Regions from separate parts of the Homo sapiens genome. Here regions 1, 2 and 4 are each linked to region 3. The links are chromatin loops, found by intact Hi-C in ENCODE. Cell type or tissue: dorsolateral prefrontal cortex. All regions are shown on one strand. Links, peaks and the distances in the headings refer to the core of each region. The heading gives the core; the rest is flanking DNA.

Region 1 (8,090 bases), core at 1,194-6,193, 590 kb before region 3:
TAATTTATAAATTCAACTTTATAACAGATATGCATCTCTAGAAAAAAAACAGTGTATATATAGGATTCAGTACTATCTGAGGTTTCAGGCATCCACTGGGGGTCTTGGATCACAGCCCCCATGGATAAGGGGGACACTGATTACATGAACTCTCCCAGCCCTGCATCTGCTATCCCACCTTCCTTGCCTTAAAAGCAGGACGGCTCTAATTTTAGTGCTCTTCAAAGTAAAAAGCCAGAGGAGAAATGGGGATGTACAGCCAGCAGGTGCATGCAGGTGCCTCCTACACAGCAGGGCTCCTATGCTCCAGTTTTTACATTTAGCTTAGGCCCTCCCTTATTTCCTAGCCTGTGAAGACCTGAAACAGACATGCTTAACTGATCATGATCTGCTGGAGGCCAGAACTGTGACTGACTAGACACTCCATATTAAATAACTAGCTCCCTGGTCGGGGGACTCAACCCACTGCCCAGCCTTCTCATGTGACAATCACGTTAGGCCTGCACAGTCTGGAGGGAGTCCACGGAGGATTTTCTCTAGTCTTATTCACATTAGTTAGGTGACTCTGAAAATTAGAGCACCCTGCATGCAACAACAACAACAAAAATTTAAGAAAATATAGAAAAGTACTTACAAAAAGCAGTTTGAAAAAATTTCCTGATTCCATCCAACCTCTGCTAATATTTTAACCTATTTCCATTCAGTCTTTCTCCCCACATAGTTTACTTAGCTGAGATTCAACTGTACATGCAAAGCATACCCTGCTTTCTTTTCTAAACACAAATCTTTCTTGGGACACTCTTCATCAGTATGCTAACGGTGGAAGAATAATAGTTCACTGTATTAACTAGTGTTACAGCACATTTAATCATTCCCACAGTTAGACCTTTAGATTGTTAATTTGCAATTATAAATAAAATACAGGATTCAAAATTCAGACACTTGAGAAAAAATTCCTAGAAATGGAAATACTGAGTCAAAGGGTATGAGTAATTATAGGTTCTATGTGCTCTCTGTCAAATGGTGTTCCAGAAAATTAGTACCAGTTGATCCTCCCATAGCAGAAAATATTCATCAAAACATCCTCCACCACCCTAACTTCATCTCTGCCAGCCATCTGTCCTTCAAACAGCTCTCAAATTTCTTTTAGTCCACTCACCAGATCTAAACTCTGAAGTTTAAATCCATAAACTGCTCCTCTTTTACTGCTATTCATGTAGTTTCCAAGGGCTAAGATGATCTGCAAAAGAAGGTGAAAACAGAAGCCCATCAGTACAGCACATCAGGCACTGAACGCAGCTGAAGTAGTCCTTCATACCTACAAGAAAAACTGCACTTGCCTCCAGAATTTTCTTGAGTTTTTGGGACGACTTTATAGAGACAGATGCTGCTATAATCGCATGTAGTTGCTAGATTCCAATCAAAGAAAGAAAAAGGGGAAAAAAGACATGTTAAAAATGGGAAACTAATTGGCAAGTAAATATTAAGACAGAAGAAAACAGGCCTGCATTTAGAGCATACAGGCTTCATGGTGAGAGTCTACTTTTTCTAAGTATAACAAATTTAATTGTCTTGCTAGGTCTCAGGTAATATTGTTACATGCACGATCTTTACTGAAACTGTTCACAATAGCAAGTAACATAGGAACTTGCTTATCACAAAATCTGTAACCAATCTACAACCACTAAGACTCAGAGTTAAGAGTCCACAGCTGCTTCTGGTAGAACTCAATTTCCTGCCTACCACCTCTAATCATGTCATACAATTAATATTTTTAAATCAATGAAGGAGGCATCAAAAATGAAAAAAAAGGGAGGGGAATATAACACCCTCCAGAAGTTCTCAGAACATGTTTTCAACAGACATACTACTATAAGCAGAAACCAACAAATTTATCTAGAAACAGAATTGGGAAAGAACTGACTACTATAATCAGTAACAAAGTCTATTTAGAAACAGAATTGGGAGAGAACTGAAGTTTATGATATTCATAAATCTCCACCAGATTAACACAAGGGAATGAGAGATGGTTGGCTATTATGTCTATATCACCACAGTTTATTATAACAAACTTCCAAGAAAGAAAACTCTTATGGTAAATATAAAGCTTTCAGCAAAAGCTTGTAAGTCTGCTCACTAAAGATGAGGCAACATTTTTAGAAATGAAAGTCTTATTTTCAGTCTTGCCAACACTGCCAGAAGACTAGTATCTTCAGAGAGGAACCAAGTTTGAGAAAAGAACCAAGTTTCTTTGTCCCCTGTCCTTTTGAAATCTAGAGAACATCTGTAGACACAAAAAATGGCATTCTTTCGGAAGAATGGCAATATGGAATATGAACATTCCCCATTTTTCAAATTTACTTTGCATACATAATGTGGAAAAGATGGTTGAAATAAAAATGCAATTTAGAAAGTTCTGGGAAGGAGTCTTTAGAACCCATCACACTGAGTACGATTCTGGGAGAGACTTTAAAAAATAACGATTCCACATTTCTTTGGACCCCCTCCCCTGCCAGAGTCAGTCCACTCACAGGAGTCAGCATCTGAATGCTTTCAGCAAAGTTCCCAATGAAGGCCATGATGGTCATCTTCTGCATGAGCCTCTCGATTTTACTAAACTGCATCATGAACCGATCTTCATCTGACAAGTTTTCCAGAGGCTTCCTTTCCCGCTCGTAGAGCCGAAGCACTTTCACTTCATTCTCAGTTGGTAGGAACCGCATCAAGCATTCCACAAAGTCCACAGGCAGTGTCTTCAAGTCAAATCTAAAGACAGATGTGGAGAGATTAGCATTAGAGAGAAAAACCTCCTACCCCCTTTTCAAGTTCATCCATCTTTTCAGGTTCATCCATCCATCATCCATCTGGTACAGCTCATCAAACACCAAATCAACGAGTCTAAGATTTCTCCAGCTGTCCTGTGAAGTCCCACCCTGGTGCTGGTTCTTGACTATGCCTCAGGTAACTTAACTGGTTCTTCCTGAAAACGTGGACCTTGTCACAACTGCCATCCTCAGTTTTTAGGGTACTGGCATAGCTCTAAGCCTCTGGAATCAGGAGTAAATGAAAATAGGAAGAGGTAGAACCAAGGCCAAAGCATCTGATGGTTTCATGGTTCAAGCACATAGTTGACAGGCATTGTGAAGTACAGCTAATTCAGGAGATTAACACTGTACACATTAGTACAGAATATCTGGTGAATTATGTAAAATATTTCAATTAAACCAATAGTCTGGTAGTATTTTTTCTTCTTTGGAAAAAAATGCATCCAAATGCCTGTATTATTGAATGTTTTAGGTTAAGTGCATACATTCCTTGAAGTTCTTTTTGGATATATGCTTAATTTGAACAAATGAAGTATTTGTTACAGTCTCTATTCTCTATTATTCTCTGGACAATCTTTGTTCAGCTAAATAATAGAATTACATTTAATCATCATGACAAACAAGATATATAAAGATTTAAAGCCAGGCTGCACTTCAGGATTCAATGACAGAAATCAGAACAGACTGTAGGAGGCACTGGACTACCAGATTATGACCCTGGTTGAGGACACAAAATTGGAACAAAGGATTTCTTAGGGTCATTTACACCTCGAAGCCTCTAACCAAAATGTATAAGATAATCAATTTATAAATAATTAGTTCCTAAAACATTTAATAATGTCTTCATCACATTTGAAAGTCACCATGGCCACAAGAAGAATAGAAGGATTCTTCTAATAGAGGAGTAAAACCAATGCCTTCTATGCAGTTCAAGAGTAAAAAATGAACTTTGTTTAAAATGTCCTGAAAGTACTGAAAGCAAAACAATTCACATTCCTGTTGTTACGAATTAAAATATGCATCTGTATCATATTTGCATCTGGCATTGAACTGTATCATTCCACAAATGCCATCAAATTTGTATTCAACAAATCTGGATAAAATCCAGATACTCCAGAGAAAACTGACATTTTCTACCTTTTCTTAACATCTGCCACGCTCAGCTCAACTTTCCTTTTATGTAAGCATTGCTGGAGGCCCGCATAAGAGAGTAGACCCAGATAATAAATGATGTCACAATCCAGATGTTATTCTTCTAAAACAATTAGTTACTGGTTCTAATACAACACTCCCCAGGGTGATTTCTGGTCTACCTCTTTCGTGTTGGCATCATATTCAACTTTGAAGTAGCACACACAGAGTTCAGATCTCTCAAGTGTGGATATCAAAAATTGCTCCAGCTTTTATCTTAGGTCTTGTCTCACTATTGAAATATTTGTCATCTACTAATTCATAACTTTCTCATTTTCATTTTATCATAAACTAACTAGAATATAATTTTCCTGAACTTACACATGAATAGCTTTACATATTTCATCAGCAGTCTTTCCAGCTTTCCTTAAAGTTATGGCAAGATTTTTGGCCCTGTTTGCTTCTAGTAATGTCACTTTGTTTGATCCCTTCTGTGGTATCTTCTGTTTGCTTGAAGAAAGATCAATGGCAGGTCCTTGGGCTTTTGTCTTGAATATTTCCTCAAATTCATCCACATTTAAATCCTAAGATAGAGAGGAATGACCATGGAAAATTGGATTATATTTAAAAATGAAGTCCGGAAGCCACCAGTTAGTTTCTTAAGCAAAAACGTCACTTTTTCTATTAAGTACTTGTCTTTGGCCATGGCTTCCTCTATTTTTCTTGTTTTTGTTATAGTACAACTTCTGGCACATACACAAAAGTGAACATAGGTCGGATGTGGTGGCTTATGCCTGTAATCCCAGCACTTTGGGAGGCCAAGGCGGGTGGATCACTTAAGGTCAGGAGTTTGAGACCAGCCTGGCCAACATGATGAAATGCGCTCTCTACTAAAAACACAAAGAATAGCCAGACATGGTAGTGTGTGCCTGTAATCTCAGCTACTTGGGAGGCTAAGCCAGAGAATTGCTTGAACCTAGGAGGAAGAGGTTGCAGTGAGCCGAGGTTGCGCCACTGCATTCCAGCCTGGGCGACAGAGTGAGACTCCGTCTCAAAAAATAATAATAATAATAATTTAAAAATAAAATAAAATAAAAAAATAAGTGAACATTAGACTACCGATTCTAACCCACTAATTCAATTACTTTTCAATAATTAGCTTGCACAGACAGCTGCCACAGATTAAAATTATCCATCAGATAAGGCAGTGAGTGTGATAATTGAGCTCACTTGCAGTCCAAAAGTTTTTATGTCTTTCTCTCAATTAAGGGAAGGAATTATTATGTCAGATCTATATTCTGTGGCATACACTAAAGATGCTCAAAAGCATTTATTCCAATTTAACATAACTCTTTGAACAGTTTTAGAGCCACCTTACAAAACAGTGTCAAATGTTATTCTCCAATATTACATACATGTTTCTTCTTTACATCAGGGGACTTAAAACACTAGTACTTTATCTCTGACACTTCCAGGTTAACAGAACACCCATGCCGGCTTTGCTGCACAGAGTGCACCTCTAGTTTCTAACCAATGAGAAAAATACCTCCAGAATTCGCTCATCATCAATTTCATTGAAGACTGTGCCATTGATCTGATTGGGCTTCAGAGCAACCCAGTTAAACACTGGCATTCTGAACTTCGTCTTGATTGGCTTCTTAATTTTCACAGCTAAAGACATCAAAGAGAATGGAATTAAGATCCCACCAAAAGCCTACGACCCTCAGGAACAATCAGACAACAGTCCTTGCAGATGACACTTTGACACTGGAGGAAGGTTGGCAAGAGGCGCGCAAGTAGGTTTTTAAAGCTGGAAAACAACACACATGGCCTTGGCCAGAGCCATTTGAGGTCATCATTTGGTTGACTAACACATCATTGTATTAAAAGACGTCTTAAGGGCCAAGGGTTGATTTTTTTTTTTCTTTTAACTCAGGCAACTAATTTGCTGCATTACAGTTACAATATTAGGACAATGGTTGGGACAAATAAAAAGTGTTGGAGAGCAAAGATTATTACTCATGTTACTAGATAGCAGAGAGGGCAAAAACTTGCCATATTTGGACATCCTAAATTCTTGGTTGCAGACCACATGTTTACAAACAAACCTTAGAAGATGATCAGGGACTGCAGACAGTGGCTGACTAGACTACCAGAAGTACAACGTCATGAAGGCTGACTTCCTGTGGGTGATTCCGATAATGAAGATATATTGGCTGCTGGGTTATTTCAAGCAGACTAAGGGATATGAATGGCCTAAATGAGAAAATAGGTTTTGAGGTCTTGCTCTGTCACCCGGGCTGCAGTGCAGTGCCGCAATCATGGCTCGCTGCAGCCTTGACCTCCCAGGCTCGGGCAATCCTCCCACCTCAGCCTCCAAGTAGCTGGAACCACAGCTGTGTGCCACCATGCCTGGCTAATTTTTATATTTATTGTAGAGACAGAGTTTCACATGTTGCCCAGGCTGGTCTCAAACTCCTGAACTCAAGCGAGCTTCCCCACTCGGCCTCCCAGAGTGCTGGGATTACAGGCGTGAGCCATCTTGCCCAGCCTAAGAAAATGTTTAAGACAACAGAGTGAAAAAAGGGGTACATACAGACCAAGACTCTGTCTTAAAAATAAATAAATAAAAGGGGCGGGGGGGAAGGAAAAGAAATTGCTGGGCGTGGTGGCTCAAAGTCCTAGCACTTTGGGAGGCCAAGGCAGGTGGATCACCTGAGGTCAGAAGTTCAAGACCAGCCTGGCCAACATGGTGAAACCCTGTCTCTACTAAAAATACACAAATTAGCCAGTTGTGGTGGTGTGCACCTATAATCCTAGCTACTCGGAAGGCTGAGGCAGGAGAATCGCTTGAACCCGGGAGGCAGAGGTTGCAGTGCACCGAGATCACGCCATAGCACTCTAGCCTGGGTAACAAGAGCGAAACTCCATCTCAAAAAAGAGGAAGGAAGGGAGGAAGGGAGGAAACTCCTCTTTTTTGAGATGGGAAGGAAGGGAAGGGAAGGGAGGGGAGGGGAGGCGAAGGGAATTGAGTGGAGGGGAGGGGAGGGGAGGGGAGGGGAGGGAAGGGAAGGAATTGTATGGATTCTCAGACTCAGAAATAGCCACAGTCCCTTGCCCTTCATTTTGAAAAGCAAGTTCTTCCCAGGAGTCAGCTGTGTTTGACTAGGAGGTATCTACACACTCATTAAAAATACTGAAAACCTCTTAATAGAGAGAATGGGATGTATCTTTAAGGGACTATGGGGAGTGCCAACTCCTCTCACTGTGCGGGAATATGCCAAAAAAGGTAATCCATTTAAAATTATATTTATCTATTATATATCATAAAGAAGTCTTCCCAAACCATTTAGCCATACACATTCAGCTTCGTCAGTCTGTTCTGGGTAGCCTACCACACTACTTGGGAGCTTCACTATTTGTCATTATTAGCAAGACAGGGAGGAGAACTTCAGCGCTTCAGTGCAGAACAAAATAAAAGCAACACACGACTAAGCTTGTAGCTGGCTGCCTGCCTGCCTGCCTCAGTTGGCGTTAACTGAGACAGACAGTGCCTCTCATTCCTCCAGAGTTACAAAGGCCATTTAAACAGCAGGAATGTCATCTGATAAATCCACACAAAAGCATGCAGAAAAACAGACACAGCTTTAGCCAAACCAGGCCTCTCCACCACCAAACATGACACCTTTGTCCCCACTACGCCACAGTGTCAGATTCCTCACCGTACAGCATTTTGTCTACGCTACCCAGGAAAACAGATGTTCTCGATGGGACAAAGGAACAGACTTTCCTCTAGCACTTGCCCTAGCATTGCCTCTGGCACTTCGGCAATGTTAGGGATCTGGGGAGCAGCAGAAGGGCCGCAGAGGAGTCTTTTCATAACCTGAGGTGACAGGTTGGTGCCAATGGCGTCCTACCTTCCTCCCACAGACATGGTAGGCTCATGACGCTCGCTAGAAGTTTGCCATTTGCAACCACCCTTCTAACTATTTAGCAAGGTCAGGAATAAGCCTGAGATCAGAACACAGGCAAGAAAGTTCTCCTCCTTGGAAAGGTTTTCCTGGCTTTAACCAGGGTGGGAGTGGGAAGAGGAGGAAAGCACATAGGTGACCACTGGACACACTGTGTCCCCAT
Region 2 (8,090 bases), core at 1,875-6,874, 600 kb before region 3:
TGTTTTCCTTTCAGAGACAGTCTGCCTACCTAGAGTTCCTCTGATAGCAGGATCTAAGATTCTTCTGCCTTCTGCCTATTGTTAGGGGAAAACCCTCATTTCTTTTCGGGGCCTCACCAGAGTGACACTCTTGGACTCTCCCATGCCTTGCTCCTTCCCAAGGAAGGCAGTGTGACTAGTCTGATGAATCTAGAAGAAAGTGAATAGGCTCACCTCAGCTCAGCCCTCTTGGGCACTCTTTCTTTTGAAGCCGGCCTCCCCGAAGAGACCTCTAGTTGTCAAGCTGTGAACTGATGGACAGGTCATCTACCTAATTTGCAGCTGAAGCAGAAGGTCACAGACACCACATCCTCCAGCCCAGCTGTTATCAGTAATAAAGTTTACATTTGGGTCTCCATTGCTTTTGTTTTCATTTTGGTCTATATGAGAGGGATGATGTCCTAAAACCCCAACCTCTGCCTACAAAGTCCCTAGGTGAGTGCCAGGCTAGGAGGCTATTCATCACGTATAGGGCAAGAAAAACATCCTGGCAGTCACATCACTGCCTGGCACATGCTTCACTGAATCAGCTGTGAAAAATCACAGGGAGGAACAGTGAGGTGGAAGGAGCACGCTGATGGACAGGCTGGGACCTCCAACACAGCCCAGACCACCAAGGGCAGCTTCTTTTTTCCTCTGCTCCACGCATATCCCTGCTGATGCCTCAGGCTTTGAGACAAACCCCAGCCACTTCCCAACCTGTCTTAGCCGATTTTAAAATATATTTTCTCTTTTGACCTTAGACTTACATGTTTTTATGTGAAAAAAATGGCACAGCACATGACAAGGGCCATCGCAGACTATCTCTACAGCACATAAACACAGCCAGCCAGTGGGCTTGGGCTACCAAGCACTGCAGACGGCAGCAGTTGGTGGCCCGCAGCCTTCTCATCACGAGCAAATCCTGAGTCTGGCACACGGAGTTTGTGCTGTGTTTCTGTTCACCCTGACTGCCACAGACGTTCCTTCTACCAGCAGCTTATAGCTCTACTGCTACATTAAGCCATGCTGAGGGAAGATGGGCTAAGAATATTTTGACTTTCTGAGTTTTAGTAAAAGGCCCAATAATGATTTTCCAGAGCCTTCAGCCCCTAGTGGTGTTAGGGAAGTGTCCCCCTATTTCCAACAGGACTTCTCAAAAGTGTGGAGAACCCTGCCACATCCCTCCTCCCCTCTGCAATAAACATTCCTCCTACCTCCACCAGTGTTATCAGTGCTACATGAAGATACGCCTGGAGGATATAGATTGAGGTGTTGCCAAGGTCAGCTAAAATCTTCTAACAGCCTTCTTGTAATTTCTCAAATGGACAAATCCTTCTGATACATGTCTCTTTGCGTCATAGGCTTTTTCAAGACCACAGCCCTGGATTATGTCCAAGAGGGCCTCCCATTTAAAGGAAGGGCCACTTACTGATCCACACAAAGAAACAGAGAGTGCCCATCCTTAAAAGCACCATCCTTTAGTCCATACTAGAGAAATGCTGGTCTAAGAGGTCCTAAGCCCTGTGCTATGACTTACACAAGCAGGCTCTCCTTAACTTCAGCTGTATCATGCACCTTCACCACAGCCCACAGCTCACTTCTACCCATTAAAGAATTCCACAAGAGGCCTGGATTTTCAAGTACTTCACCTTGCCTGCCTAGGTGAACAGTCAATGGGGCAGCAATGTCTTTGAGCATCTCCCTTGCCCCAAGGGGGCTGCCAAGAGCTTTGTTTTCTGGCTGAGGCAGAGGACTGGCTAGGTGGAGAAAGGGACCATAATGTCCCTCAGCCTCCACAGAGCTAGGGACTGCTATCTCGTGAATGCCACCCAGATCTGCTGTCCACAGGAACTGGGAGGCCTCTGCAGAGAGTTGGGACTCAGACACATCTCAAGGAGGGCAATTGCTTGAGAAATAAGGGCAAGGAGGGCCTTAACATATACCTTATATGCTTTCACAAACCGGACAAAGACAGGAAAGAAGACAGAGGGTGGTGTTGTCTTGGGGTTTTCTCCAAAATACTTCACAACATCATCAAAGGCATCCTGTGAAGAAGCAAATTTTTCTTGAGTTTCATTAGTTAGGCATTTGAACTGGATGCTCTAGGGGGAACGCTGATGCAAAGCAGCAGCCACAAGACAGAGGCTCCCATGGCCTTGCGTTGCTGCACCTCCCTTACCTCCCAAGATTGCCTAACGCCTCCGTGTTTCCTCCAAACGCCTCAGCAGAGGCAATCCGAGGAATGCAATAGTGGGGCACAGGAATTCATCTGCAGGACCTCCTGCCACTTCTACACACAGGCATACATGCATGCATGCACACGCACACACCCCACATACAAAACAAGGAAATCTTTCTTACAGGAGTTTCCAAAGGCCGTGGCAGAACCCCTTAAAACCAACAAGGTCAAAAGGGATCTTGGTCACTCTGACCCTAAATTCCACTTCCTTGCTTCAACACTCCCTATGACAGCCTCACACAGGGGACACTCAGTCTCTGCCTGAACTCTTCCATGATACAAGATTGCCCCAAACCAGAGGCCCTTCCACTGAATCTGCTTTCTGAGTCCCCATCCCCCAACTTTGCCTCTGCCTCTTCTGATAGCGTACTGTTCATTCTGTTTTGCAGGCCTGCCTATCTATCAGCAACCCCCAGTATAGTGTAAGATTTTCAAGGACAAGATCTACAGAAACCCACTACACAGGAAACACTGCTTTGCCGAGCACAGGCCTGACGCATGTGGGCTGAACTGAATACAGCACCCACACTGGAGTGAGTATTGAAGTGAAAGGGGAGGGGGAGGGGACAGGGTAAAGAGCCCCAGATTAGAAAAGGACAATGAGGACGGGGCCCTTCCAAGAATAACCCTGGGAATGGTCCCCCCGTAATAAATAATAGTTACAACAAGAAAGCTACCCTCCACAAACAGAGGGAAATGGAACATTTCTCCCCAAATACAGGGCCTGCACCACAGGCAGCTTTAATGGATGCAGCCTCTTCACAGGTTTCAGGGGCACCAATACTTGCCTGTGCGATCTTGGCATCATCCTGCAGCTTCTTCAGCTTCCCCTCATTGTTGAGGATGAACTCCTTCAGCAGCGTGTTATGGTCATGCATGGTGTACTCTCTCTTGGTCAAGTCCATTCCCCTCTGGAGCTCCTTGACATCCAGCAAAACATTCTCAAGGGAGACTAAAGCAGAGAAAGAACATCCCAGTGAAACTCAATGGGGAAGTCACAACCACAGCGAATCTGGCTGCTGGGCCAAGTTCTCAGGAGATTCTTAGGCTTACTCAAGGGCCCTAAACCTAGCTTCCAGCTTTTGGCACAGAGATCTTTTAATGCAAAGAAGCATTATAAGCACTACATTACATTCTTTGCATGCACTAGTTCATTTGCATCATTAGCTCATTTTGTCAATGAGCAAAAGCAGCATAAAGAGGTTCTGTGGCCTGCCCTTGGTCACACTGCTAGTAGGTGGCAGAGGAGTTCAGGTAACAAATGTGGACTCTAAATCCCACACTTGCACAAAACTATTCCATTTCTCTTACAAGAATAGCCTATGGGTGGGCCCGTAGGCTCAGAGGTCCTTATCTGCAGCAAGCCTAAGGTTTTGTGTGTTTTAGAGACAAGGTTTCACAATGTCATCCAGGCTGGAGTGCAGTGGTTCCATCATAGCTCACTGCACCTTCAAACTCCTGCCCCGACTTTCCAAAGTGTTGGGATTACAACTCTTTTTGCATTTCTCTGACTCTCCAGCAGGGGGCAGCCTTTTGTCGGTTGACCATAGGTTGTATTGATTACTAGGACCCAAAGCAGCCTTGCACAGCTAACAACCCCTCCCTATTCAGCAAGGTTTAGTGTGAACCTTTCTGTCTGCAGTGTGGCCCCTCCCGGGGCAGGCACTCCCCCACAGCCTCCTGAGCAGCTTCTTTAGGACGTTGAGTACCAGCTCTGGGCCCCCTTGCCTGACTCAACTCTGCACGTGGACAAATTATTGGTGCAAAAGTAACTGCAGTATTTGCTGAAATCTGCTGTTTGATATTGGAATACATTCTTAAATCAATGTGGTTATGTTATACATCATTTTAATGCACACTTCTCACTTTTTTTGCTAATGACGTATTAACTTGCTGTTTGTATTTATTTTAGACTACGGAAATGACGTTAGACAAAAAGCAAATTCAAGCAATTTTCTTATTTGAGTTCAAAACGGGTTGTAAAGCAGTGAAGACAACTCGCAACATCAACAATGCATTTGGCAATGCATTTGGTGGTTCAGGAAGTTTTGCAAAGGACACGAGAGCCTTGAAGATGAAGAGCTTAGTGGCCGGCCATCAGAAGTTGACAATGGCCAACTGAGAGCAATCATCGAAGCTGATCCTCTTGGAACCACACAAGAAGCTGCTGAAGAACTCAACATCAACCATTCTACAGTCTTTTAAAGCAAATTTGAAAGGTGAAAAAGCTTGGTAAGTGGGTGCCTTATAAGCTGAGAGAAAACTTTTTAAAAAATCGTTGCTTTCAAGTGTCATCTTCTCCTCTTCTACACAACGAACCATTTCTCAATCAGATTATGACATGCAACAAAAAATGGATTTTATATGAGAATCAGCAATGACCAGCTCAGTGGTTGGACCAAGAAGCAGCTCCAAAGCACTTCCCAAAGCCAAACTTGCATCAAAAAAAAAAGAAGTCATGGTCACCATTTGGTGGTCTGCTGCTGGTCTGATCCACTACAGCTTTCTGAATTCCAGCGAAACCATTACATCTGAGAAGTATGCTCAGCAAATCAATGAGATGCACCCCAAACAGCAACGCCTGTAGCTAGCATTGGTCAAGAGAAAGGGTCCAGTTCTCCACGACAACACCCAACTGCACATTGCACAACCAACGCTTGAAAAGTTGAACAAATTGGGCTATGAAGCTTTGCCTCATCCGCCATATTCACCTGACCTCTTGCCAACCGACTACCACTTTTTCAAGCATCTCGACAACTTTTTGCAGGGAAAATGCTTCCACAACCAGCAGGATGCGGAAAATGCTTTCCAAGAGTTGTTGAATCTAGAAGCACAGATTTTTTTCACTACAGGAATAAACAAACTTATTTCTCATTGGCAAAAATGTGTTGATCTTAATGGTTCCTGTTTTGATTACTAAAGATGTATTTTGTTTGTTTGTTTTTGAGACGGAGTCTCGCTCTTTTCACCCAGGCTGGAGTGAAGTGGTACAGTCTCAGCTCACTGCAACCTCTGCCTCCCGGGTTCAAGCAATTCTCCTGCCTCAGCCTCCCAAGTAGCTGGGAGTACAGGCATGTGCCACCATGCCCAGCTAATTTTTGTATTTTTAGTAGAGACAGGGTTTCGCTATGTTGGCCACGCTGGTCTCAAACTCCTGACCTCAAGTGATCCGCCCGCCTCAGCCTCCCAAAGTGCTAGGATTACATGAGCTACCGCACCCGGCCATAATAAAGATGTTTGAGCCTAGTTATAATGATTGATAATTCACGGTCCAAAATCACAGTTGCTTTTGCACCAACCTACTAAAACAGTGCAGTAGGTTTTTCCCTCAGTAGACTCACACTGTCTTATCATCCTTGATTCTCTAATACTTATGATAGTGCCAAGTACATGGAGGGCACTCAAAGGTGTTCACTGGATAAATGAAGGAGTGAGTGAACACATGAGTGAAGGAATACAGAATCTGTGTTGGGCAACCTGGGCACCAGAGAGCAAACAGAAAGAACAGTTCTGCCAGGGAGCAACCCAGTCTCCCATTTTCCCCACCGATGTTTTTCAAATGACACCATTTGGACCAAACAAAATGAATTAGTACCCATTGGTCAGGTAGAAATTATAATAGCTTTTTAACATTTTTCTTAATTAGAATTGTGAGGTGTAATTAATTTAGGCAAAGGGAAACTTAAAAGGAGGAAAATCATTTGGTCAGAACAGAAATTCTGCCTACTGTCTAAGTGAGCCCCGAACTTGCTCTAGGTCTATCCAGCCTGCGTCATATAGTTCTTCATAGTCAGAGAGTCATCTCCATCTGCCTCTCAGTCTCCACCACAGCTTCTGCAGCATTTGTCCCTGTAACAGTGCATCATCTCATTCATTCATTTGTTCACTTGTTCATTCATTTATTTCCAACATCCAATTTTCAGGGGCTGAGAGAAATAGAAAGATAAATAAAACCTGATATACCCTTAAGAAGTGCACAGATTGGCCAGGCATGGTAACTCACACCTGTACTCCCAGCACTTTAGGAGGCTGAGGCGAGAGGATCACTTGAGCCCAGGAATTCAAGACCAGCCTAGGCAACACAGGGAGACCCCATCTCTACAAAAATTTTAAAAATTAGCTGGGCATAGTGGTGTGTGCCTGTGGTCCCAGCTCCTCAGGAGGCTGAGGTGGGAGGATCGTTTCAGCCTGGGAGGTCAGGACTGCAGTGAGCTGTGATCATGTCACTGCACTGTAGCATGGGCCACAGAGCAAGACCCTGTCTAAAAAAAAAAAAAAAGAAGAGCACAGATTGCAATGGACATGCAAATTGTTGTAATACAGTATGAGAAATCTTGTACGAGAGGGTAGACCAGAGTGTTCTTTAGTGAGAACACAGAAGCAGCAGCCATTTACCATGGCTGAGTTAGAGAAGGCCTCACCCTCCAAAATTCCAGATGCCTGAGGTACCCCACAGGAATCTGAATTTATAATAAACACTGGCTGCTTATGGTTCGATATCACAATTTGAGAATCACAGCCTATAAATGACTGTAAGGTCAATCTGCATATCATTCCTTTTGCTAATCGAATATGCTTTTGAGGGAACATGGTACATTGGATAATACACTTCATGAGAAGTAAGACCAGGTTTCTAGTCCTGTTTCTATCACTTTCTACTCATGTGACTTTGGGCAAGACATTTAACCTCGAAAAATCTCAATTTTCTCACCTATAATAATGGAGATACTATTACCTTGTACATCCCAGCTATCTTAGAGTCACAGATGATTTAAATGACAAAATGTATAACTGTCTTAGCAAAGTAGCAACCAAGAAGTGCTAATAATTTAACTAGTGTCCAGGCAAAGGCAAAATGTTTACAACTGCCACACTTGAGCAAGTAGAATGGCACAAAATCAAATTAAAAGTGTTTGTTGGGTGATGATTCTCAGATTCTCATTCTCACATTTCATACAATAGCAGCAGAATAAAAAGGGCAGTGAATAAAAGAGGGAAGGGACATGACGCTCAGTGGCCTGTGTCTTACAGAAAGGACACAGAGATCACCTTTACACCCATGTGCTCTTCTGCTCTCAGGGGTGGACAACACCACGGCCGATGTGTTCCAGCTCAGTGTGTCTGACTTCTTAGCCTTGGCTTTTTAAATGGGTTCTGAAAAGTGTTTAAGCAGGGAATGGCTCCACCACAATTAAAGGCATTAAATACCCAAGACGAACGGTAATAGCTGAAATCAAGTACCTGCAGCAGCTTTTTCCACATAATGAAGCTCATTATAAAACAGGGACACTTGGTGATATTTTTCTTTCACCACATTGGATATATAGTGCAACAGTGTTTGCTTTCTGTCTGTTGACTTTGTATCTAAGAGCTGAAAACAAAAGGGAACGTGGGTTAGGTACAAGAGTAAAGGGTAACAAGACACTTACCCCTCAGGTGACGATTTCCCACCCAGAGTCATTAACTGAGTAACAGTCGCCCAACAGGCTGGAGCATTCCCAGAGGAGGGTCAGGATTCCATTTGTTCCTTAGTGAACCAGTCCATTGATGCTTAACTGGCTCAAGGACTTTCCAACCAGGGCACATGCTTAACTATAGGGATGACTCTAAGCACCTAAGAATGATTCGCAGCTTTCCTCTACAGTAGTTCCTATTTACCCACAGGTTTACTTCCCATGGTTTCAGGAAACCCACAGGTTTCAGGTATCCAAAAATACTAAGTGGAAAATTCCAGAAATAAACAATTCATCAGATTTGAATTGCGCACCACTCTGAGCAGCATGATAAAACCTCGCACGTGCCATTCCCATCCACCCTAGACCGAGAATCA
Region 3 (8,090 bases), core at 2,045-7,044:
CCAGATGCTTCTTTCTTCCTGCAGTTTCTGTGCCCCAGTCTCCTATCAAAACTCAGAACTTTCATGGTAATGATTTTAGTAAACTCTCATAACCAGCAATAATATCCCTTCAGCCCCTGGCCTGGCCAACTGCCTACCTTCATGTTTCTTCCCACTGTCATATTATGATTTTAACTGGATTTAATAACTCGTGGCAAATTTAAACAGAAATTTATAGCCCCCATTACAGATTGCCCTTTACCTTCTTCCAGAAATGTTTCCCATAAGTACTGAGCTTATGCAACTAAAACATGATGATGACTTCTAAATTCATAGTTTATTAAACAGATTCTTGAGCTTAAGAACACAGATCTCTCTATACACAAAGGATTCTGCAGTGAAAAGTTCCAAAGGGGAATAAAGTAATACTTTGGGATTAGCAAATGAGAGAGAGAAAAATCATTTGTCTTTCTTAGTGTCTCACAATCATTATACTGAGTGCCAAAAGTTTGTGGGGAGAAACAGGAGGAAGAGCTTTATCCGAGGTTGAAATCCTAATGGCCTAATGGTGTTTCTCCCATGGAGTGTGGGGAGTCTGCTCCCAAAGGGCCCAAAAGGCTGAGGTCAGGCGATGCAGTCGTGGCTGTTTTGCCATGGTCTTTGAGGGCTTTGCCAAGATGACCAACATGGGGATTTGATCAAAATGCAATTTTGTTTATGTGGACATTTTCTCACTAGGAAATTGTCTTGAAAATACCAATTTGTTTCACAGAAAATATCAGCCAGGGGTTAATCACCATCATTTGGCACCGGCAGCATATGCATTTAGATGTGAACAAAGGACTACATTGTTAGATGAGTTGTAAAGGTTTTGCTAATCTTGAAAACTTCTTTTTAAATTTAATTAGCTGGCTGGAAACGGTGGCTCACGCCTGTAATCCTAGCACTTTGGGAGGCCGAGGCGAGTGTATCACCTGAGGTCAGGAGTTCAAACCAGCCTGGTCAACATGGTGAAACCTCGTCTCTACTAAAAATACAAAAATTAGCTGGGCATGGTGGTGTGCGCCTGTAATTCCAGTTACTCAGGAAGCTGAGGCAGTAGAATCACTTGAACCCAGGGGGCGGAGGTTGCAGTGAGCCGAGAATGTGCCACTGCACTCCAGCCTGGGTGACAGAGCAAGACTGTGTCTCAAAAAAATAAATGAATAAATAAAATAAAATAATACAAATAGATAAATAAAATTAATTAGCTGAAGAAAGTATCAGTGAAATGTGAGGGCATGAATAGACATGGCATTATATGCTTTGGTTCAATTATTATCTGAGCCAGATTTAATGATAGATATTTATAAATTTAAAGATTCTAGATGTCATTGAATTCTTTATAAAATGTAGGAGTTAAATACTGTGAGATAGGAGAATCATGAGCCTTCAGATTCAGCAGATGTATAAAATTCTACTTTTTAACTAGTATATGGGTTAGACCTCTTGGTATTTTTGATACTTAAAAAAACTCCCAGCTAATTTATTCAGAATAGCCCATAAATGAGACATTCCCATTTAGCCGCAATGAAAACTGGGGGCCATCACTTATCAGCCAGTACAATTTTTGTAGAAATAGAAGGTGGAATTAAAATTCTTATTCTTTTTGGATATAAAGTATACTCATTGCCTTAAGACCATTAAGTGACTTTAATCTTTGTCAACAAATTATGTCTTCGGTGTACACAAGAATCATATTGCCATAAACTTCTTCTTTTTTTCTGCATTCTCTATTTTAAATTCTTTTGAAAAATAGATGTTATTTTCCATATGGTCTGCTTCAGTGCTTACTTCATGCCTTCGACTATGTTTCTGAGGACTTACGTAGTTTTCCCTGAGCTTCGCTCTACTTTTCCAGGGTTGGAAGGAATACCTGCATTTCTGTGATCAGTGCTTGGTCCCACCCTACTCCCTTGCCTTGCCTGCCTGCCATGCACAGAGTGATCACTCATGTTTTATCAGATGTTTTCATTAAGACATAGAGCATATAACAAGGCTCTTATCCTCATAGAACAAATAATGTAGTTGGAAATGTAAGATAAAACCTATATGAAAACAAGAATATTCTAGGGCTCCATATGCTGCTTGGCAAGTGAACAGAGTAGGAGAAGTGTAGGCTTCCTCCAAAAGACTGGTCAGGGGAAGGTTTGGGTTCAGCATTGAGGGAATAGTAAGATTCTTTTTTTTTTTTTTGAGACAGAGTCTTGCTCTGTCGCCCAGGCTGGAGTGCAGTGTCGAGATCTCAGCTCACTGCAACCTCCGCCTCCCGGGTTCAAGCAGTTCTCTGCCTCAGCCTCCCGAGTAGCTAGGATTACAGGCACCCACCACCACACCTGGCTAATTTTTGTATTTTTAGTAGAGATGGGGTTTCACCATCTTGGCCAGTCTGGTCTTGAACTCCTGACCTCGTGATCCATCGGCCTCGGCCTCCCAGAGTGCTGGGATTACAGGTGTGAGCCACCGCGCTCGGCCCAATAATAAGATTCTTAAGTAGAGACCTCAGAAAACTATGTTTCTTGCTTTTTTTTAAATACAAGGAAATGTTTGCTTATACAGCTAAACCATTTTCTTTAAATGCTGTTTAATTATCCCTATATTAACTAAGCAAGCAATGACCTCAGTTCTGAATTACTGTATTATCTTTCCTCTATATCCGTCCAGAGCTCTAGCCAATGGGCCAGCAGGGAACATGAGGAAGTGTCACACCCTCTTGGGGTGGGGACATACAGGGCTGGGAAGAGAGGGGGAGATTTCCTGTCCAGAGTGTCCTGGGCTGGGAGGTGGAAGGCCTGAGGGAACTGTCCCTCTCCACCACTAACGTGTCCTAGCACCAGTCAGGGCCTCTGTCCCCATCTGTGTGGCCACAGCTGGTCACCCTCCTCCCAATCTCACATGCCATGAGTCTTTGAAAATGGCTGAGTTTGCAGCCTGTCCTGCTTTTATTGCCATGTCTTTTGTGGAAAGAGGAAAAGGAAGTCTCAGCCTCTGCTGTTAATGAGCTGTTATACGAGCCAGCAGGCTGCAGCAGAGTAGTGGGCCTTTCCTCTTCTGTGCCTCCAGCTGCTCACGCACACCTATCCTCTTCCATCTCCCAGCCAGACTCGGTGCTGAGGTAGAAGCCTGTGTCCCAGGTGCTCATCATCTCTGCTGAACACATTCATTATCTGCAATCAAGCTGCATTCCAGCTTCTTGCCAAACCCTTGTCTGTCAGTAGAAGCTGCATTGGGGATATACAGTCTGAATTTGGCTCATTAGGCCAAAGGCAAGCAGCAGAACTTGGAAAAGGCCGGGGAGGGCTGTTGCGTGGTTCTCAGCAACTTGTGCACACTCTGGTGTGAGAGTTACCAAACCCCAGAATTACAAGCTCACCAACCCCTTACTTTACAAGACTTTTTGTTCTGCATTCCCATTGCAGGCCAGCATCCTTGATGCTTTGAAGAATTTAGGAACTTTGCCATTGGCAGGATTTATGAAAGCTACCCCCACCTCCTGCCTCCAAATACAGCATGGTAGATCCCAGTAGGTTCCTGACATGCATTTCTTTGGGGGCCCTCTGATCCTCCCCAGTTTTCCTGGCCAGATGAATGCTGAAGATTCCCTGGGCCCTGCGTTTTGTCACGGCCTCCTTGGGGGTGGTTCCCTTCTGCATCCAGCTGTTGCAGCCTGGCTCTGTGTTCACTGCAGGCTGGGGCCCGGCCAGCTCCCTGCTGTAGCAGTTGGTGAGCAGCTCCAAGGATGAGGGGGGAGCAGCAGTGCTGCAGGCCTGCTGAGGTCTTGGCTCACGGTGGCTCCCCTGGCTGACTTTTGACCAAATGGGAGAAGAAAAATCTTCCCTCCTCCCTTTAGGTCTCAGAGGGAGGCCATGTCTCCCTAGAGCATTTCTTTCTCTCCCTCCCATCCTTAGGAAAAGAAGAGTGTCATCCTAAATGCTGTGCCTTCACCTGAGAGGGGATATGTGCTTTTGGTCTAAGCAAGAAGAATGAGAAAAATTTAGGCTCACTGGGAGTCAGAAGGTCACATTATTCAGTTGTTCATGGAATACTTCAAAATGTGTGAGCATTTATTTCTTGCCTCTCTTTTGGCTTTGAAATACCTTAAAACAAGTCAGATACGTAAGCATTTGCAGAAGCAGGGTGTAAGTAGATTTAAGAACGGCACGATTCCTCTGTAATGTCCACAGACATATTTCTTTAGCAAAGATTGACATTTGGGCCAAAGCAGGATTTATTTATTCTTGCAATCACTCAGTTTGTAAATTGACGGGATATAGATTGCCACAGAAGCACTTCCCTGATTCATATTCAAAGGAGAGTCTTGTTATATTATTAGGTATAGCAAGTGTGTTATTGTTAATATCCACCTTTGAGTACTTGTTCAAAGGAGATAAGCAGGATATTATATTATTTCTAACCAAACCAAGCTTCTCAGACATCACTCATTGAGAAGGTAACAAAACAGAAGCCCAGGGAAGAATACCCTACATAAGTGCTTGGGAACCTATGCCCCCGCAAGAATCAACTGGCCTGAGCCGCAAGTGTGGAAATGGTCTACATGCGCCATCTTGTGGCTAAGGCCATCAAGAACGTTTGGAGATAGAAACACCCAAATAAGAGTTCTGCTCAGGTTCACTGCCTTTTTGAAGCTGAAGTTCATGATAGCTGCTTTCTAGCATCTAGTGCACTTCCTGGGATTCTCAATTAATATTTGTCAGGTGAAACTCTTCGAAGGAATCTCATGTCATGGCAGAGTATACTTGTTCTATGTTACACTAGAAGGCATAGCCAAGACTGACATGTCCTCCAGCCATGGTCCAAGGCCGTTGTGTCCAAAATAAGACAGAATACTCTAAACATGGTCTGAGTAGCCTAAAGTAACCCAGAAATATTACTTCCAAGACTCTGGAAAGTCTGCTTCTAGAGGTCGACATCCTCACTGAAATCTGCCTTTCACCACACTTAACACTTTAAAAAAAATTAATGTGGTAAAAAACATGTAACATAAAATTTACTGGCCAGGCACAGTGGTTCATGCCTATAATTCCAGCACTTTGGAAGTCTAGGAGAGCAGATCACCTAAGGTCAGGAGTTCGAGACCAGCCTGGCCAACATGGTGAAATCCTGTCTCTACTTAAAGTACAAAAATTAGCCAGGCATGGTGGCGCGCGCCTGTAATCCCAGCTACTTGGGAGGCGGAGGCAAGAGCATTGCTTGAACCTGGAAAGCAGAGGTTGCAGTGAGCCAAGATTCTGCCACTGCCCTCCTGCCTGGGAGACAGAGCAAGACTCTCAAAACAAAACAAAACATAAAATTTAGCATTTTAACCATTTTTAAGTGTACAGTACAGCAGTGTTAACTATATGCAGTCCATTATGCAACAGATCCCTAGAACTTTTTCATCTTGCAAAACTGAAATTCTATATCCATTGAACAACAACTACCTGTTACCACCTCCTCCCGGTGCTTGGCAACCACATTATATTTTCTACTTCTAAGAGTTTTACTGCTTTGGATACCCCATATAAGTGGAATCATGCAGTATCTTTTTTGTGACTGGCTTATTTCACTTAACGTCTTCAAGTTTCATCCACGTTACATATGGCAGGATTTCCTCCTTTTTTAAGGCTGAATAATATTGTCTGCATACGCCACATTTTGTTTATCCATTCATGCATAGATGGACATTTAGGTTGCTTCCACATCTTGGCTATTGTGAATAATGCTGCGGTGAACACAGTGTGCACATTTAACAGTTTTATTCTCAATGATATGATGGAGTTTAAAAATCTTATGGAGAATTTAATTTATTCTTGAAGTTTTAAACTCAAATGCTTGAGGGGTAAAAGCTTGAGAAGTGTCTGTTGGTTAATCTGAGCTATTCTTGCGGTTTGTCTAACAAGGACAATCTTAATCCATATCAGGTGCATCTTAATACATACATACATATATATATATATATAGAGAGAGAGAGAGAGAGAGAGGGAGAGGGAGGGAGAGAGAGAGAGAGAAAGAGAGAGAGAGAGGGAGAGAGAGAGAGAGAGAAAGAGAGAGAGAGACGGAGTTTCGCTCTGTTGCCCAGGCTGGAGTGCAATGGCACGATCTCAGCTCACCGCAACCTCCGCCTCCCGGGTTCAAGCGATTCTCCTGCCTCAGTCTCCTGAGTAGTTGGGATTACAGGCATGTGCCACCATGTCTGGCTAATTTTGTATTTTTAGTAGAGATGGGGTTTCTCCATGTTGGCCAAGTTGGTCTTGAACTCCCGACCTCAGGTGTACTGCCTGCCTTGGCCTCCCAAAGTGCTGGGATTACAGGCATGAGCCACTGCTCCCGGCCTGCGAATATATTTTTTAAAGTTGCCTTGAATCATTTTTGGAGCAAGACAGTGAATAAATATACAAAAGAAAATCATCCGTTTAAGAAAGTGCTTGCTTTCTGTGAAGCATCTGGCTATTGCTTGTAACATGGTGGAGTTGATGTCAGACATTATGTCTCTCACTGAACGTCACTTTCCTTCTCCTGCCCGGAGGTTTGGGATTTTGAAGGGCATTGGATTATAAAGTGCACTTGCCAATTTGTGATTAGGTCTGGAAATGGGGAATTTGTTCATTTAACAGCAGGTGCCACTTGATCAACCACTGCCAATACTTTTGCCGCGGACTTCCCAGGACTCCAGCTGCACTCACGATTCCTTTGGTCAACTGTTCTGCCTCAAGCCTGCTGTAGATGCCACTGAGAATAGAAAGTTGAAACCAGTTGATCCCAGTGAAGCAGCACCACACAGTACTTATTAGAGACTAAGAAGCCAGGGAACACTTTTCCTCATAATTTTTTTTCCTTACCCCAGGGGTTAGTGTGTTTAAAAGAGCACTGTGGGGGTGCTGTTGTAGAAAGCAGCAACTCTGTATCGGATGCCATCCCCTGGTGTTTTAAAGGCAGGATTACAAACATCTAGAGAGGAAAACAAAAAACAAAAACAAAACCCACATTCTCTAATTCATATACAGATCGTTAAGTGAGAATGGAATTTATGCGATGCTTTTCATGATGGGGGATTTTCTGCAAGGGAAGCCGCTTGCCCATTTTGTGGTAACGGCTTGAAATAAAGGAGAGGCCGGAGCAGGCAGCAAGGTTAGCTTGCTCTTGCAGGATAAGCGTTGTCCTTGCTCTCAGTTCCCCTGCTGTGTGGCCTGGTCCCTTCCTTGTTATCACCCTTCACCAGAGCCCTGTGTGAGGGCCCTAATGGAGACTTCAAGAGCTTTTAGTTCACTAGGTACTGCCACCTGCATCCACTCTCTGCTTTTCCTTCCCCTGCAGGTCTCATGTGTCCAGCATAGAAGTATTTTTAAGACCTACTTTGCAAGACGTGACTTCTGTTGGGATTTTAATTTGAAATGAAATTTAAATGTACCAACCCTGGGCATTCCGATCATTTAATAGACCTGTTGGGAGACAAGTAATGAGGAGAAAGCCACTCCGAGTCCATCTTGCTCTTAAGCCTGACAGGTTTTATTTGGAAGTGCTGCCTGTTAGTGAGGGAGAAATGCTCATTTCTTTTTTTTCCTGTGTAAGGAACTGTTGAACTTAATTTTCCCCCCCAGGTGTTAGGAGACAGGAATTAAAAATAGTATGTGACCCAGACACACCAAGCAATACAAAGTTCTTGCTTCTATTATGTTGCTAACTACCTGCATCTTGTTAATAAGGAAGGGAAATGTCTGTTACCTACAAACTGAAGGAGTGAATGATTTGATTGAGGGAAATCTGAAATACCACGAGAATTAGAGAAGTCCTCACAAAAGGGCAAAAGCTTACATTTTTCATTTTTCTCTTTATTTCATGTGACTTTGGCCTTAAAGTCCTCCTTCCCACTTTCTCACACCCCCACTAGCTGAATGTTGTGTCAGATTATTTAGAACTTTCTAAATAGGGGAGAAAATTTTTTTTCCCCAAGTTTGGCTCCTACGTCCTTTGAGACTATACCGTCTGTGCAGGAGAATTTATAAAAAGATGGGAGGTTTGGGTGCCGGTTTCCTTTTTGGAAATGGTATTTACCCAGATCACAGTGAATCTGC
Region 4 (8,090 bases), core at 2,086-7,085, 690 kb before region 3:
GCTCAATATTCATCAGTTGATGAAATGATGTGTGTGCATATATGTGTGTACACACACACACACACACACACACACAGACAAAGTCTGGCTCTGCCACCCAGGCAACCTCCACCTCCCAGGTTCAAGCAATTCTCTGGCACAGCCTCCCAAGTAGCTGGGATTACAGGCGCCTGCCACCACACCCAGCTAATTCTTGTATTTTTAGTAGACACAGGGTTTCACCATCTTGACTAGGCTGGTCTTGAACTCCTGACTTCATGTTCCACCCGCCTCAGCCTCCCAAAGTTCTGGGATTACAGGCGTGAGCAACTGTGCCCAGCCAAAGTGATGTATATTAATTTTTTTTTTTTTTTTTGAGAAGGAATCTTGCTGTGTTGCCAGGCTGAGTGCAGTGGCGCAATCTCGGCTCACTGCAACCTCCGCCTCCCAGGTTCAAGCAGTTCTCCTGCCTCAGCCTCCAGAGTAGCTGGACTACAGGTGTGCACCACCACATTCAGCTAATTTCTGTACTTTTAGTAGAGACGAGGTTTCACCATGTTGGCCAGGCTGGTCTTGATCTCTTGACCTCATGATCCGCCTGCCTGGGGCTCTCAAAGTTCTGGGATTTCAGTCAGACGCCACCACGTCTGGCCAATGAAATGATGTATACTAATCTTTTCCATCAATTGAAACCTCTTAAGACTGTTTTCATCCAAAGCAAAAACAGGGATGGGTAGGAATTTCCTATCCCAATCCCTTTGCTGGAATATTATAGACACCTATCTAAGGGTATATTTGTTTTGGCTTATTTTTCAAAATAAGCCATTCTGGTGTCAGGGAGCAGTTACTCTTCTAAAAATATGCTGGCAACTTTATTTCTATAAAACCTTCCAGCAAAAGAGGCTGTTATATGCTCTAAATATTTTCATTTTGTTTAACAGTTTTAGCTTACGGGGATGAGGCAACTTTCAAGAAGTTTTATGAAGTCAGACACAGAGGCACCAATTTACACATATTATATATAATCAGAATACACCAGAAAAAAACAAAACTCTCATGGTTCCTATACTAGGGAAAGGTTTCCTATTAAATAAGTGTTAGGCAATCAATTGCACACACTTCATAAAACTTCATAAGTAAACAATGGGATTAAACGTGACTGTATACTAGTAATTTCCAAGTCCTGGGTAAGAGATTCTGACATTTGAAATGTTTAAATAAACTGGTATACTTATATTATGAAATACAATGCAGTCATGAAAAAATGAGGTAGACCTATGTATACTAATACAGAATATACTCCAAAAGGCACTTTAACAAGGCTGCAAAATATACATGATTCCAATTATATTTTTCCTATAACAGTGAAAAAAACATGTATTTTAAATGACTATACATATGTAAACAAAGAGAAAAAGATGTAAAAAGACACACAGGTAGATCGGTGAAAGCCTTTGCTTTAATTGTTGGAATCTTTCCTGGTGAGATTAAATTACTTACGTAACTAATGCATTTTATGATACTAACAATGAAAATACAATACAATCATACACTGATGACAGGGATATGTTCTGAGAAATGCATCATTAGGTGATTTCGTTGTTGTTTGTACATCACAAGAGCGTACTTACAAAAACCTAGGTATATAGCCTACTACACACCTATGAGCTATACAGTTATATCCTATTATTCCAATGCTACAGACCTGTGCGGCATGTTACTATACCAAATACTGCACGCGACTGTAATACAACAATAAGTACTTGTGTATCTGAACATACTTAAATATAGAAAAGGTACAGTAAAAATACAGTGTAAAAGATAAAATATGGTACACCTGTATAGGGTACTTACAATGAATGGAGCTTACAGGACAAAGAGTTGCTCTGGGTCAATCAGTGAGCGAGTGACTGATGAGTGAAGGTGAAGGCCAAGGACACTACTGTCCACTACAATAGACTATTATAAACACTGTACACTTAGGTTACGCTAAATTAAAAAATTTTTCTCTTCATTAATAAATTAACCTTAGCTTACTGTAACTTTCTTACTTTATAAATTTTAAAATTTAACTTTACCCTTTTCTACTAACAGTTTAAAACAAAAGGACACTGTACAGCTGTGCAAAAATGTTTTTTCTTTATACCATTACTCTATAAGCTTCTATTTCTAATTTTTTAGTTTTTAAACTTCTTTGTTGAAATCTAAGACACACACACATTAGCCTAGGCCTACATAGGGTCAAGGTAATATCACTGTTTTTCACTGTCACATCTTTTTCCACTGAAAGGTCTTCAAGGGCAACAACATGCATGAAACTGTCATCTCCTATGACAACAATGCCTTCTTCTGGGATACCTCCTGAAGGACCTGCCTGAGGCTGTTTTACAGTCAACTTTTTTTAAGCAGAAGTAATATAATCTAAAACAATAAGAAGCATAGTAAATACATAAACCAGTAACATAATTGTTTATCAAGAATTATGTTATGTACTGCACGTAATTGTGCTGTATTTTTTTTTATGACTGGAAGGTTATATAAAACTAGATTGGTAATAGGTTGGTTTATACCAGCATCAACACCAACATGTGAGCAATATATTGTACTACCAAGTTAGGACAGTTGCAATGCCACTAAATAGGAATTTTTCAGCTCCACTGTAATCTTATGGGACCACCATCATACAGGCATATATGCAGACCACTGTTGACCAAAATGGTATGTGGTGTATGGCTGTACTTAGCTAACTTTAAAAGTTGTAAAAACTATTACCAGCTGGCTACTAATAAAACTTAGATGTATCATATGCATGAAACTAACCATCAATTTTTAAATGTTTATGTAAGCAAATGTTCTCAACTTTATTAGATTCTATAGTTTTCTAACTTGAGAGGATGACCATTATTTTAAATAATTTGGTATCCTCTCTAAATCACATTCTATAGATAGCTCAAGTCTTTAAATCCCTAGAGCAAAGTGTCTCTTTACACGTCAAAGCCAAGTGCAGGAGCAGAGGAAAGTGCTCTCTCCTCTCCTGCCAATGCAACATGAGCATAGTGGGTGCAGAGTGCATGGTAGCTATAGCAGTTACACTGGTTAAGGCCTTCACCCAATCGCCCGACCACCTGCAACCCAGACTGTAGCATTTCTACATCTTTCTGTTGAAACAGATGAGGAAGGTGATCCTCTGACAGATTAAGTGACTGAAATTTCAAAAATAAATAACACCTGTAGTTCCCAACATTGGTAAATCATTAGATTCACATGGGAAAATTAAAAAAAAAACCCAACACTTTTATTACAGATCATTTCAAACACAGGAAAAAGTTGAGAGAAGTATATAAAACTCATATACCCATCATCCAGCTTTAAACAATTAATTCATGGGCAATCCTGTTAAATTTATATTCTCCTCTGAAGCTTGTAATCTTCAGTATAACAGGGAAAACAGTCATCAATATTTTTATCATATAAGTCCAAAGAGGCTTTTTTATTTCCTTTATTTTCATGACACTTGAAGAATAATTTAGAGAGCAAAAAGACAGCAGGAAAAAAACTTTGTTAAAAATTTTCATAAGAAATAAATACAGCAAATCCGAATTTCAATTCCCAGTTTCCCTAAAGTCATGTACACCAAAAATGGGCACGACCTGAGTGCAAATAATTGCTTACTAACTTCATGTATGAATCTACAACATATCCATCTTGTAAATACCACTTCCAGATTTCAGATACATCTCAAATTGGTTACAGCTTGTCATTATTCCTGCTTTTTTTTTTTGCACTTGCGTCATTAAAACACAATGTTTGAAGGAATTTTTAAGCCTTTCATGGCTTATTTTGACGAAAAGAGGACAACAATCTTCTTTGCTCCATAATTTGTAACATATTTTCATTTTTAGATTACAAACAATTCAAATGGTCAACCCAATAATTCTTTTTTGCATTTTTTTTTCCAAATCACCTTTGTATACACATCTGCCCTTAGCATCTGTCCACTTACAAACAGTATCAAATAAATTAGGATGCAGACCTCATAAAAGATGAAAAAAATACTTAAAGTCTTAGGAAAGTCTTACTGGAATCCTAATTCCATCATAATTATTTTATTCTTTCGACCATAGTTGAGAATTGATGAGTAATACTAAAATAATGAAATAGGAGAATGTTTTGAGAAAGAACAATATGTGACCACTAAAATCCCAAAACGTATTTCAAAATTAAAAAATGTCCAATAGACCAATGTGGTAATTTCAAGATCAAATAAACTTTATGAGAAATATAGCTCAGTTTTCTTTATTCTTTTGAAGATCCCTAAGAAAGAATAAGTCATGAAATTTCAATCCTTACAAACAGAACTGCTCGAAATAATTCAGAAATGAAAAATGGTCCAATGAGCCCTGATTGTACAGTGTACACTGACACATACAGCCAATTAAGTTACTTCGATTCAGTAGATAATTATAGGGTCTAAGATTCCGTAAAAGCAAAAAAAGAAAATCTCCAGGGTCTTCGTTTTTTTGCTTTTTTTTTTATGTCAGGTTTGGGAACTACTAGGCCAGTGGTGTTCAAAGTATATATAGCCCCCTAACTAGCAGCATGCAGAGCATCAACTCAAAACTTGTCAAAAATGAAAATTCTTGGGCTCCATCTCACACTACTGAGTCAGATATTCTGCACCATGTGAAGAGCAGCAAAATTTATCTTTCAGGTGATTCTGATGCCAGCTAACTTTTGACTTCATTAGCCTAAGAAACGTCCCTCCCAACCACCAAAGTTGGACTACAGAGTACCACACAATGTCAACTCAATTTATTGAGATTTAGGGGTCCTAATGTCTGGTTCTTATTACTGCTTTTATGTGTTAAGAAGAGTCCTGTAATAATTTCATGACTAATAATTTAGCTGCACATGGCTAATTCTTGCTGATAACCCATTCTTTTTCTGCCTTGCTATACTACCTAGACTATCTATGGTATAAAAATTATAATACATACTTTCTTGAGTTTTGGTTTAGAAGAAAATAACATTGATGGATACAGTGTAGTTGAGAATACTAGAGGAAATAACACACAAATTAATGGCTTTTGGCATATTGTAAAAGTGCAATAAATGGTGTTATTGTTAATTACTGAAACATTATTCTCTAAACTTAAATTTGTGCTTTCCCTTAAAGTTTTTCTTATTGCAAGTTACACTTATACATTGTAGAAAATAAAAATAATAAATACAACCAATCAATTCGGAAACCCAGATAAACTAACATTTTGATTATATCCTTCCAGTCCTTTTTGGCTTTCTCTCTTTTTTTTTTTTTTTTTTGGCCTTAGTCATCATTTCTTGAATAATACAAATAGGTAAGACAATTTTACAAAAATTGTGCTATAGAATAGGATATTTGTGACTTTTTAGATGAAATATTAGAGCTACCCCACCCAGCCACAGATAGCACTGTAACACTTTCTTAATAGAGTATAGGTTCAAATTATAAAGTCCACACACTGGCTAAAAAGTTCAAGTTCAGAGTTTCAATCAATTTTCATTGTAAGGATGAAACTGAGTTTTACTCAACTTGTGTCTTTTTAAGAGAATGGGCCACCTCCCACACATCCTTTCTCTTGGACTTTTTTTAACACTTCTAATGTTCTGTATCACGAAATCATGATGGCCAAAACAAAATCTACAGGTGCTTTTAAAAAAGCAAGTCCCCAAGTGATTGTTACCCATACCAAAATGAGAATTGCTGCTATAATCTGTTCTTACTGACTGCCATGCCAATCTTGGACTAGGATTAAATTGCAATTAAATTCTGCAGTGTACAAAATTTTTGTCAGTCTGTCTAGAAAAAGAAAGAGAACTCTTTCATGGTAGAGCAGTTACTGTGCTCACGTTGCTTTTTCTAAAAACCAACCTACTTTCAAACAAAGAATGAGGAAATTTGCAGTAAATTTTAAATATGAGTCACGGAAATATTAAGATAATAGCATGTGTGGGCAATAATAAGTATGCCAAGAAATAAAGAGTAATATACAAAACAATCAAACATTATTACATTTGGCTACGAGGTTCCTAATAAACAGGGCAAAATAAATAGTGAAATATAATAAAATCGTTATCATCTGATAAAAGGCTGCATGGTACTTTTCCCAAACGTAATGGATGACTTCAACACATTTTCTTATTAAATATTTCAAATTGTTTCTTCATGTGAAAACTGTCTTATTAATTGTAAAAAGGATGTAACTTCATAGGCATCTCCTCAGGGGTAAACTAATGAGGCAATTTTTCTTGATATCTAAGTTAATCAACTCAGCGTTGATTTAGATGGAAGTCAAGTTTGAGAGAACCATCCTACCTTTTCAGCTATCAATTATCTCAAGAGGAGTTTTAACCAGAGGACAGGAGTCAATTCAAAACATTCTGTAAATAGGCTAACTTGTATTTTTCTTGAAAACAGTAGAGAATTGCAGCTTAGAAAAAAAGGCAGGTGTTGCCACAATTACCTCAATCTTTTGTTTTGTTTTGAGTTGGAGTCTTGCTCTGTTGCTGAGGATGGAATGCAGTGGCGCAATCTTGGCTCACTGCAACCTCCACCTCCCCGGTTCAAGTGATTCTCCTGCCTCAGCCTCCCGAGTAGGTGGGATTACAGGCCTGTGCCACCATGCCCAGCTAATTTTGTTTTTGTATTTTTAGTAAAGGCGGGGTTTCACCATGTTGTTCAGGCTGGTCTCGAACTCCTGACCTCAAGTGATCCACCCGCCTCGGCCTCCCAAAGTGTTGGGATTATACGTGTGAGCCACCGCGCGTGGCCGATCACCTCAATCTTATTAAGAGCTTAATCATCTTGGCCCTGTTTCACTGAAACAGATTTTTAAGAATCCTCTTCTGGTAGAGACAACTATTCTCTATCCATATGTTATAATACATACATCTGCTATAACTATTCTTTAAAATTAACCCCCAGGAAACTGATTGAATTAGCCCATTAAATGATATTAACTATTTTTATTCTCCATCTGACCACTGGAGCTCATCTGACCATTGGTTCAAAATAATGAGCTTTGTTTTGGCATAGCTGTTGGGTTTTTTTCACCATAAAGATACAACACTTTCTGCTCATTCCTGACTCTTGACAATAAATTCATGCCATTAGCAAAATCTTAATGATTTTCCTATTTGCTGTAAAAATATTAAGTATCTATCATGCATACCTAAAAGCAACATGGGATTATTTAACCCTAAGTGGAAAAGGAAGCAGGACCATGTCAAAAGACCTATCACATTCCTTTTGATATTGAGCAAGCCATTCCTTCAGATAACAACTGCCCGTCATTCTACTCCTAAATGAGAAATCAGGACAACTTTTAAACAGCAAAAGGTTTAGAATTCATGCCTAATTCATAAGATTCTGTTTCCACTGCATCAAGAGGTGACAGATCAATAAAAGCTCTGAGAAGCCTAATAATCTTGGCTTATTTCTAGAGATAAAACAATGTAAAAACATACACTGATAAAATGAGTAACTAAAAAGTATGTTTTCTCATGCAAGATGTTGACAAGAACAGACAAAAGTTTCCATGCAATATCTAAGAAACCAACTTCTTTGCAATTTGAAGATAAAGGGTTCATGTTTCCCCTTCTGCTGAAATAAGGTACACTATACTTAGTGTCACCATAAGGGTGATTAGCCATAAAGTGGTAGATTAGAGAGTTTAGGAAAGAATGGGAGAGGGGAGGACATGTGTCATAGTGTCTCAACCACCTATCTACAGTGATCAAATCAAATGATTTAATTTAAAGTGATCACATCAAATGACTTGATTCATGTGATCGAATGTAGAGTGATTAAGTTTGATCTCCCCTCCCCAATTTAGAGTGATCAAAGCAAATAGGAGTAAAATATGCTGGACAGGTAAAGTTTTCAACTCTTCAGAATCATTTTGGTGGAGAGAAATATAGAATAACCTTTTTCACTGGAAACCTGTGAACTACAGCATTCTACAGACACTGCAGAAACTGAGGTCTGACTCTCCTAGTCATTTACCTGTGCAAGGATGGTCAATGCTTTAAAAAAAAAAAAAGCTGCACATAAAGATATTTGAACTTAAATT

Evidence for each region. Hi-C counts contacts between places; a loop is a spot of excess contacts. Peaks named below come from ENCODE experiments on the same cell type or tissue, not always from the same donor. Only the 100,000 strongest peaks of a DNase experiment are listed, where the experiment ranks them.
Region 1: a loop joins it to region 3, with 4 times the contacts of the local background. A loop is called at or near these places in 78 of 110 quality-filtered maps.
Region 2: a loop joins it to region 3, with 3 times the contacts of the local background. A loop is called at or near these places in 79 of 110 quality-filtered maps.
Region 4: it touches region 3 in a loop (3.0-fold over the local background); 7 of 110 quality-filtered maps call a loop at or near these places.

Annotation. Positions count from the first base shown.
Region 1 is chr2:152,622,975-152,631,064 of GRCh38, reverse strand. It overlaps FMNL2 (formin like 2), which reads right to left. Exons shown (of 26, transcript NM_052905.4): 16 at 5,503-5,627; 17 at 4,338-4,540; 18 at 2,532-2,766; 19 at 1,341-1,409; 20 at 1,160-1,240. Among named protein-coding and RNA genes, the nearest start is that of PRPF40A, 90 kb to the left of the region's middle. In dorsolateral prefrontal cortex, for the core only: a CTCF peak has its summit at 3,529; no DNase peak of the experiment used is centred there; H3K27ac peaks cover 4,688 bases.
Region 2 is chr2:152,631,549-152,639,638 of GRCh38, reverse strand. It overlaps FMNL2 (formin like 2), which reads right to left. Exons shown (of 26, transcript NM_052905.4): 21 at 7,502-7,631; 22 at 3,049-3,212; 23 at 1,965-2,066. Among named protein-coding and RNA genes, the nearest start is that of PRPF40A, 82 kb to the left of the region's middle. In dorsolateral prefrontal cortex, for the core only: CTCF peaks have their summits at 3,573 and 3,773 (motif pointing right); a DNase peak (open chromatin) is centred at 3,778; H3K27ac peaks cover 2,798 bases.
Region 3 is chr2:152,033,540-152,041,629 of GRCh38, reverse strand. All of the region lies in intron 2 of CACNB4 (calcium voltage-gated channel auxiliary subunit beta 4), which reads left to right. Among named protein-coding and RNA genes, the nearest start is that of CACNB4, 61 kb to the left of the region's middle. RefSeq lists an enhancer at 6,725-7,300. In dorsolateral prefrontal cortex, for the core only: CTCF peaks have their summits at 4,363 and 4,573 (motif pointing left); DNase peaks (open chromatin) are centred at 3,709 and 4,559; H3K27ac peaks cover 2,129 bases.
Region 4 is chr2:152,721,321-152,729,410 of GRCh38, reverse strand. The region is part of intron 2 of ARL6IP6 (ARF like GTPase 6 interacting protein 6); the gene reads right to left. Among named protein-coding and RNA genes, the nearest start is that of ARL6IP6, 6.7 kb to the right of the region's middle. In dorsolateral prefrontal cortex, for the core only: no CTCF peak of the experiment used is centred there; no DNase peak of the experiment used is centred there.